Linked DNA regions of Homo sapiens: regions 1 and 3 are each linked to region 2. A link is a contact called in ENCODE Hi-C or POLR2A ChIA-PET data. All regions are on one chromosome and are shown on one strand. The core of a region is the stretch at or near the end of the contact, and the rest is flanking DNA. Distances in the headings are between cores, read along the strand shown.

Evidence for each region. Hi-C counts contacts between places; a loop is a spot of excess contacts on that map. ChIA-PET counts read pairs that join two places held with the same protein, here RNA polymerase II (POLR2A). Pooled maps may share reads with other maps.
Region 1: a pooled map shows a loop between it and region 2 (4-fold over the local background). The contact joins two enhancer-like sites. A Hi-C loop is called at or near these places in 1 of 168 maps with a recorded cell type or tissue (lower leg skin) and 1 of 50 pooled maps. POLR2A ChIA-PET finds 5 or more read pairs at or near these places in 1 of 52 experiments (common myeloid progenitor, CD34-positive).
Region 3: a map of OCI-LY7 shows a loop between it and region 2 (2.6-fold over the local background). The contact joins two enhancer-like sites. A Hi-C loop is called at or near these places in 1 of 168 maps with a recorded cell type or tissue (OCI-LY7) and 1 of 50 pooled maps. POLR2A ChIA-PET finds 5 or more read pairs at or near these places in 2 of 52 experiments (MCF 10A and activated T-cell).

Annotation. Positions count from the first base shown.
Region 1 is chr2:55,031,840-55,034,790 of GRCh38, forward strand. The region is part of intron 1 of RTN4 (reticulon 4); the gene reads right to left. Among named protein-coding and RNA genes, the nearest start is that of RTN4, 17 kb to the right of the region's middle. RefSeq lists an enhancer at 1,806-1,855. Within about 2 kb of position 1,697, at least 2 of the 41 ENCODE cell types and tissues checked have a DNase peak (open chromatin) inside an H3K27ac peak, as active enhancers do.
Region 2 is chr2:54,665,303-54,668,377 of GRCh38, forward strand. It overlaps SPTBN1 (spectrin beta, non-erythrocytic 1), which reads left to right. Exons shown (of 36, transcript NM_003128.3): 34 at 613-786; 35 at 2,302-2,344; 36 at 3,049-3,075. The region is part of intron 1 of SPTBN1-AS2 (SPTBN1 antisense RNA 2); the gene reads right to left. Among named protein-coding and RNA genes, the nearest start is that of SPTBN1-AS2, 13 kb to the right of the region's middle. Within about 2 kb of position 1,534, at least 23 of the 41 ENCODE cell types and tissues checked have a DNase peak (open chromatin) inside an H3K27ac peak, as active enhancers do.
Region 3 is chr2:54,978,429-54,981,582 of GRCh38, forward strand. All of the region lies in intron 5 of RTN4 (reticulon 4), which reads right to left. Among named protein-coding and RNA genes, the nearest start is that of RTN4, 70 kb to the right of the region's middle. Within about 2 kb of position 1,448, at least 6 of the 41 ENCODE cell types and tissues checked have a DNase peak (open chromatin) inside an H3K27ac peak, as active enhancers do.

The DNA of each region.
Region 1 (2,951 bases), core at 447-2,946, 370 kb after region 2:
AACTGGCCCTGTAAGTCTGCAGACCCCTACCTCTAGACCCACCCTAACTTTAAAATCAAAACTTGAAAGGATCAAAATGATTTTCCAGCAAATTAACTGCCTGCCAGAACAAAGTTAAAACCACCAAATCCATGACATGCAGTATAAAATAAATTAATGGACATGCAAAGCAGCAAGAAAATATGACCATAAATAAGAAAGAATAGCAAATATAAACAAACAAATAACGTAGACGTTGGATTCGCACTTTTTTTTTTTTGAGGCGGAGTCTTGCTCTGTCACCCAGGCTGGAGTACAGCGGGGCTATCTTGGCTCACTGCAACCTCCACCTCCCAGGTTCAAGCAATTATCCCACCTCAGCCTCTGAGTAGCTGGGATTACAGGTGTCTGCCATCACACCAAGCTAATTTTTGTGTTTTTAGTAGAGACGGGGTTCACTACGTTGGCCAAGCTGGTCTCAAACTCCTGACCTCAAGTGATCCGCCAGCCTCAGCTTCCCAAAGTGCTGGAATTACAAGTGTGAACTAACACACCTGGCCTGGATTAGCAAATATTAAAATGAAAATTAAAATAGCTATTAAGATATTAAGTACAGAAAAAGACAGACATATAGAGTAGACAGGGAATCTTGGTGGAGAAATATAGACTAAAGGACCAAATGGAGATGCTAGAATTGTAAATTATATTAACTGAAAATAATCACTAGATGAGCTTAAAGGCAGATTAGACAATACAGAAAAAAAGATTTATTGATAAACAAACTTAAAAAACAACAACAGAAAGTATCCAAACTGAAACACAACAAGGGAAAAGGGCAAGTGAAAAAAGGAACAGAGCCTCAGTGCTGAGAGACAATCAAGGAGTTAAAATACCTATAATTGCAGTCCCCTTAAAAAAAGCAACAGTGGCCAGGCATGGGAGCTCATGCCTGTAACCCCAACACTTTAGGAGGCCAAAGTGGGAGGACCACTTGAGGCCAGGAGTTGGGACACCAGTTTGGACAACACAGTGAGACCCTATCTCTACAAAAAACTTAAAAATTAGCCGGTGTAGTGGTGCACACGTGCAGTTCTAGCAACTCAGGAGGCTGAGATGGGAGGATCACTCAAGCCCAGGAGTTTGAGGCTGTAACAAGCCATGATCACGCCACTGCACTCCACCCTGGACAACACAGTTAAGACCCTGTCTCTTTAAAAAAGACTGAAGAAGTTAAAAAAAAAAAAAAAGAAAAAATGGCCTAAAATTGGACAGAAGTTGGCATTTTGAAAATACCAACCAACAGAGCCACAAAGCTCAATGTACTCCAAGCAGAATAAACACAACACCACAAAAAGGCACACCATAAGGGTCAAACTGAAAATCAAAGATAGAGACAACCCTAAAAACAGTCAGAGGAAAAAAGCAGGTAAACAACAATAAGAATGACCTCACCTCTCATTGATGTAATCCAAAAGGTAATGAACGCCTTTAAAGTTATGAAAAAACTGACAATCTAAAATTATATACAGATGATCCTCATTATTCATGGATTCCTTATTTGCTCATTTACCTGCTCACTAAATTTGTAGCCCCAAAATCCATACTTGCAGCACTTTCAGGACATGCAATGAGCAGAGCAGGCAAACCAGAGCGGGTCATCCAAAGTACAAGTTCCCAGCTGAGATGGAACAAGGTAACCCTACCGCCTTCTTGTTTCAGCTCTGCCACTGACTTCCCTGTTTCATATGGCCCTTAAGCACAGCGCTGACATGGTATCGAGTGTTTTTAACCACAAGAAGGCTATGATGTGCCTTACAGAGAAAACATATGTTAGATAATCTTCCTTCAGGCATAAATTATAGTGTTCTTGGCCATGAGTTCAATGTTAATGAATCAATAATACATATTAAATAAGATGTCTTTATTTTTTAATTGATATATAACAGTTGTTTTATATTTTGGTAGTACATATGATATTTTGATACCTATATGCAATGTGTAATGATCAAGTCAGAGTGACTGGGTTATATATCACCTCAAACATTTTTCTTTTCTTTGTGTTAGAAACATTACAATTCTTCTAGCTATTCTGAAATATAGAATAAATCATTAACTATAATTTCTCTACTGTACTATCAAATACTAGAACTTATTCCTTCTATCCAACTGTATTTTTGTACCCCAGGTGGCTTTAAATAGAAAAACACATAAAACAAGGTAATATACTGATTGGTTAACAAAAATATTATGACAAGAGGCTTACAGGAGCCAAGTCTGTATTTCCCCTAAGAACAATGATTCAGTATTTGCTAATTCCCTGTTTTTGGTGGCTATACAGAACATAGTGACAGCTTAAAAAAACAGAATTGGCTGTATTATTCAAAACATATTTTTTTAAATAACCAGGCATGGTGGCTCACACCTGTAATCTCAGGACCGTAGGAGGCTGGGGTAGGAGGATTGCTTGAGCCCTGGGGTACGAGACCAGCCCAGGCAACAAAGTGAGACCCCAACTCTCCAAAAAAATTAAAACATTAGCCAGGCACGGTAGCGTGTGCCTATAGTCCCACCTACTTGGGAGGCTGAGGTGGGAGGATCACTTGAGCCCAGGAGTTTGAGGCTGCAGTGGGTTATGATCAGGCCACTGGACTCCAGCCTGGGCAACAGAGTAAGACCTTATCTCTAAACGAACAAACAAAATATATAGAAAAAGTAAAGATTAATAAAGGTATCTTCAGATAAAAGCTGAAAACAGAAGCTGAAAGAATTTGTCACTAAGACACCTACAATACAAGAAATGTTAAATCAAGTTCTTCAGACTGAGAGAAAATGATATGAGATGTAAACTTTGATCTTTATGTAGGAATAAAGAATGGCAAAAATGGTAAATATATATGTAGATGTTGAATATACAGGTAGATGTTAATTTTTCTCATTTCTTAGTTTCTTCAAAGAATAACTTTCTGAAGCAC
Region 2 (3,075 bases), core at 284-2,783:
ATTCACGTTGAGGACAACATAGGGATTTATATATTAATACATGCTGGTGTAATACAGGCCGGTGTTCTGTTAAAATTAGTATATTAGGACAGTTTGCCATACCATAGGGGAAAAGCCACTTTATTCTAATTCACCCAAAGGTACTGTAAGTGCTGATGGCTCTGGGTCTGTCTTTCTGTCAAGTTGCCAAGTCACATAAGTAATGAATCCGCAGCTGGAGGAGCTGCTGCTGGAGGACAGGCATGTTTTCAGACAGGAGCATGGCCTTTAGCTCATGACCATAAGAGGGCGCTACAGCAAAGAGTACTAAATACCAATCAAAGTGAGCTCAGAGTACAAGAGGGTAACTTGCTTTTCTCCGAAGTGAAAGAGAAGACATAGTCCTCAAACACTTGCCCTGTGCCCTGTCCCTGAACTCTCCATGGAGGAATTTTTTCTGTTGTTTAGTGTTAGCAGAATTTAGGAAGGGCTTGTAATAAGGAAGGTTGAGGGTTGGGTGGGGTCACACTGTGTTGTGTGAGGATCATTTTCATGTTAATGAAATGTTTAGTTCTTTAAGGGGAATGTGGTAGAGCCTTTATCTCCCCCTGCCCTTTTTTTTAAACTGCACAGGTCCTGGCACAATGTTTATTGTGTCATAAATAACCAAGAAATGGGTTTCTACAAAGATGCAAAGACTGCTGCTTCTGGAATTCCCTACCACAGCGAGGTCCCTGTGAGTTTGAAAGAAGCTGTCTGCGAAGTGGCCCTTGATTACAAAAAGAAGAAACACGTATTCAAGCTAAGGTGAGAGTCGCCGTGCTTCATGGCTGCCAGAGTGGGTTTGCATTTACTTCCACTCTGGGGTTTGGTTTTCTTATACAGCTGCTGTGATTAGTTGGTTCTGTCTTCTGCCATTTTAAATCCCCAATAAAGTGAAAAACCAGTTTGGCACGTGTCTCGGTTAGGCTGAATTCTTTGGCAACTGTGGCCAGCCACCAGCTTCCCTGTGGTTAACAGTACATCTGAGCATTGAAGGATAAGGAGCTTTTGCTTTTATAACCAGGCACTTACTGTTCCCTAAGACTTAAAGAGAGCTAGTCACATTTCACAGTTTAAGGGAGGCTTTGAAAAATAGTTTCCCCATCTTTTCAGCTTATCCCGACCCAGGAGATGCTATTCTTTGCTCATGAATTATCTGGAGATGGGTCAAGTGAGTCATCCTGGAGCTGGATGGAGACAAACAGGAAATGTTTGGGTGGGGCCTGGGACCCTGTCCTCCCCTGACTCTCCCAGCAGATGCTCCAGCTGTCTCAGAACCATCTAGTTCCAAATGTCTCTACCCTGTAGGATACATGTATCTCCCTACAGAGTGGAGCTAAGCTCAGAATTTCTCCTCACACTTGGAAGTAGGCAGAAAAATTATTTTATCTTGTAAAAAGTGGTTAGAATGCTTGTTTACTGATTTGTGCTGTTGCTTTGGGATCTGAAAAGCTTTGGTCTTCCATTTATTTGTATGTTTCATGCCAGTTGGACTAGGCCCAGGGCTCCAGAGGAGAGAGTGTCAGATGGTTTGATTTATTAAGCTCTGCTGCTGCGCAGTGCAGGCAGGCTCTTTGGGTCCTGGAACACTTTACATTTTGTAGGACAATGCACCGGCAGCCTGGCTCCTTGGCTGCTTTCCCCTTTGTACTCCCTTCATGCAGCTTCAGAGAGCTGGGATATTAGCGAACGGCCCCTACCCTGTGTTACACAACAGTACCCTCGTCCTCTCCGCAGCCACAGAGTGAACCTGTGACCCTTCCAAGCCTGGGGACCTCCCAGTGTCACACTAATAGGGCTTCTTAATTCTGAGACATACAGTAGAAGAAAAGTTGAAGGACATTTTCTGTTTGCCTATTCTGAAACTCTGGAACATGTGAATGTAGGGGATACAAGCTCAGTAGCAGAATTTCAAAAGGGCTCATTGTGTTCAAAAGCTTTCTCCTGAACTCAGTTTAGACCAGTAAGTGATCAGGCATCCACAAGTGATTTTTGCCACAATAAACCCAAATGTTATGTTTGGGGCTTTTTAAAATCCTTCCATTGGATTGAAGCACAGGCTCCCTGTGTGTATCATTGGCGCGATTATATGGCTTCTTGATCTCCAGGGGTCTGTTGCTGGGCCTGGGCGGGTCCCCAGGCTTGGTGGTGACATATGTAGGTTGACGCTTCTGTTGTGACTCCTGTGGTCTACTTCTGTCCTGCATGGGATATGGGAGTTGGGGGATTTTTATTTCTCTGTAATTAAGTGGTGACTAACTTTCTTCCTTGAAATTACAGACTAAATGATGGCAATGAGTACCTCTTCCAAGCCAAAGACGATGTAAGTTTCTAAATGTTATTTCTCTCCACTACTTAGGAGTTTGCAAGTGTTTGTGTGATGATGGGCTTTATTCAGAAAGTTCTTCATGTAAATGATGATCAGTGATGGTTTCTATCACTGGGCTCCAGTCACCAGCACTAGAAGGTGTTTGGTTCTGTCTCTAGAAGGCAGTGAATATGATCTCACTGTCCCTTTGCCGAGGCAGGATCCCTTAAAGTCGATGGAATCTTTGCCTGTCCCCTCCCAGGGATGAGGCATAGTGAGGTGGTCCCAGGACTGGTTGTGGATCATGATGGGACCCCCGCTGCACCCTTCGCCAGCAGCCAGCTGTTTAATGGGTGTGTACCTCACCTCAAGGAAAGAGAGAGTCCATTGATGGAAAAACAACACCTGTAATGCTTTAAATGTGAAAAAGCACCTTCTAGGGTGGGATCTGACCACCTCACAGATTGAGACTGGTCTTCCAGCTGTTACAAGTTTGTAGGGCCACATACTAGGGTGATGAGTAGAACTGAATTCTCATGAGAAGCTGAACCAGGTTCCCTCTCCTGTACTGATAAGGCAGAGGTGCATTTGGGGACAGTGCCCAGAAGTGACTCTGCTTACCCCTCAGTTGGCCAGATGCGCCATTCCCAAGCCTTGGAGCCAGAACCCCTCATGCCTACTCTTAGTTGAGTCTCACCTGTGTCCCTTCCTCTGTCCAGGAGGAAATGAACACATGGATCCAGGCT
Region 3 (3,154 bases), core at 198-2,697, 310 kb after region 2:
TCCAAAAAAAAAAAAAAAAAAAAAAGAGCTAGTGATAATTGTGACCCAGAATCTAAAAATGTAGATATAAATTTGAGGGCACACAACAGATTTTGCATTTATGAAGACAATGAGTTATAGAGATACTTCTTTCAAATTGTTGTTTAAAAACTATTATTTTGTAAACACAGAGCTTGATAAAAATGTCTTTTCTAAATGACAAAAATTTAGAAATGAGAGTAATTTCTACTACATTTTCCTGAAATTAAGATGGTTTCCATTTTCCTAGCTATGAATCATATAAAATCAATGTAATTCCAATAAAAAGCTACTTCCTATAAATTTTAAAAAACTCATTGTTATTTAAATAAGAAAAAACATTCATCTCAACTGGAGAGACTGGAGCTATTAGCAAACTTCCCATAAATTTAAAATCTGACTGTAAGGCATTAAAATAAATCCGTTTAAACAAGGTAAATACATTTTTCCTTATGTTGAAAAAGTAAAAAAAGAATGGGAATTGGAAAAACATTTTTTGCTTGCTTTAGGGTGACAGAATATAACTTTCCCTACCAGTTTTTGTGGCTAAAAGGCAAAAAGTAATACAGTCCACTATTAAGGAACTTAAGATTAAGATTTTAATAATTTTTTTTTTTTTTTTAAACAGACAGGGTCTCACTCTGTTGCCGTGGCTGGAATGCAGTGGTATGATTATGGCTCACTGCATCCTCCACCTCCTGGGCTCAAGAATCCTCTTGCCTCAGCCTCCCAAGTAGCTGGGACTACAGGCATGGGCGACCATGGCTGGCTGATTTTTCAGTTTTTTTTTTTTTATAGAAACAGTCTCACAATGTTGCCTAGGCTGGTCTCAAACTCCTGGCCTCAAGCAATCCTTCCGCCTTGGCCTCCCAAAGTGCTGGGATTACAGGCGTGAGCTACTGTGCATGGCCAGGAAAACCTTCTTCTTTTTAAAATGCTCTCTATATAAACAAAAACTGTGGTGGATAAGTGTGGCCATACACAGAAGTCTCTCTAGAAAGGTAATCCTATCAAGCGTTTTTATAAAAAAGCAAAGTGATTTTTATCAGCTTCCTTTTTTCAATAAAAGCTGTTTTAAGGAAGTATTCAGTATTTCTGTATATTCAATGGAAACAAACACATGGAATCTGTACTACTCATATACAATGACATTAGGAAAGGGTTTAGCTAAATTCTTGTGTGGCAAAATCACAAGGTTTATCGTTTATCAAGGAAGACCTTTCATGTACATTATCAGAGTGTGCACCTGAATTACCAAGGGCTTTACCTTTCATGGGGAGAAAAGGACAGATTCCCTGCCTTATTCATTTGCCTCTAGATTTTGAGATCTAAATGCCAGGTTCACTTTAAGTGCTAACATGATGAGGCAACTGTTACTTATTTGCAGTCCTAAATGAATTGCCAGCTGGGGAAGTCACCAAGCAGGTTTCCTTGAGCTCTGGGCTTGCCAAAAACACAACTCAGGGAAACCAATCAAGTACGTTTTTCTTCTCTTCTCTTTTTAAAAGGATTGCTAATCCTTAAGGATAAATTATAATTTTAATGAAAGTCCTTTTTTTCAATACTAAGAAACAACAAGTGTTCCAGAAAGGAAATCTGTCTCATCATGTGTTACTTTCTGTTACTTTCAAATTAGCAGTCACTCAATGCAAGAACTTATCAAGTTCGATTTCTCTCATTTATGCTAGCTTCCTCATGAATAACATAATTGCTTTTACAAAAAAATGTAGTTTTCAAAAGAAATTAAAATATAAGATTTAACAAAGAAATTATTTCTCAAAACTTTTTTTAAAAAGTCCTCATATTCGATTCTCAAATACGTGTGCAAAACAGAGATTTAAAATGTTTCTTAAGATCTCATCAGCCCCTTTCTAACATTTTCTCTCTCCTCTTGCCCCGTATCTACACAATGGACTGTGTATGGATGAAAATTTTCTCTGAAAGAATAAATAAGTTTTCTTTTGATTAAAGACAAGTGGAAACTTTATACTCAAACTCAGAAAACTAGAGCATAATGAATCATTCCCAGATCAATTTTAAAAATAGATTTATTCAAGAATGACATTTCTCTCAAGAAAAATGTTAAATTGTAGACATATAGCTGCCTTCACTGCTATACTGTGCAAACATCGAGGATGACTTTTGGTGTATCTCTGTTGCCGTGTTTATTGAATCTATAAAAACAACAAGCATCTCTCCTCTCCCCTAAGCTCACCAGGCTTTTCTTTGAAGTCACCTCTCTCCCCCACCAATCTTTGACTACTAAATTCAGAGATGGTCCTTTGCTGTTTGAAGCTCTGAATTACTACTTACAGACAGTATTTCTTCTCAGTCAATTCCTACCCACAAACCATCCATCTTAAGCGGCATCAGTACCTCCTCCTCAATCACTTTTCACACATGTTCTACCCTAGAAGTCAGCTACGTATAGAAGGTAATAATACATGAATAGGAACTGGTTTCCTCTAGGCTGTATGTACAAGGTTCTATTTCATTTGCTCCAAAATATTTTTAGTTGATCTCTTTTGAAACTTATTAACCAAGCATGCCAAACAACATAACCGTAATCTTTTTATTTACAGACTAACATCAGATCATTTTAAAACACCACTACAGATTTAGTCACTAAATGCAACCACTCTATACGAAAGAGGTAAGTAATAAAAGGAAACTACATTATTTACCCTTGATGTTATTAGGAAGTAACTTAAGTTCCAAGTCATAAATAAAAATAAGAGATGCGGCTGGGCGCAGTGGCTCATACCTGTAAGCCCAGAGACGCAAACAGCTGAAAATAACGTATCAACTACTAGGTTATAAAGGCTAAAATGTTTTTGTTTTTTTTTTTTAAAAAGCACTTTAAGCACTTAAACCTATTCTGACCAGTTCAGAAATTGTTTTTCTGAGTCTAAAGGCCCAGTCACCTTATTACTACTATATCCTTGGCATGTGTGATAAATATAAACTAGAACATTTCTCTTGGAAATGAAAAATGAAAAATTATGAGAATTACCACCACTACATTTCTGCCCAGGCTTAGATTGGAAACAAGTCTGCCTGTTTTCTGCAGAGTCACAGGAAAGAGCATATACAACACAAATGACAAGTTCTATGAAAAAGAAAAGCACTACAGGTC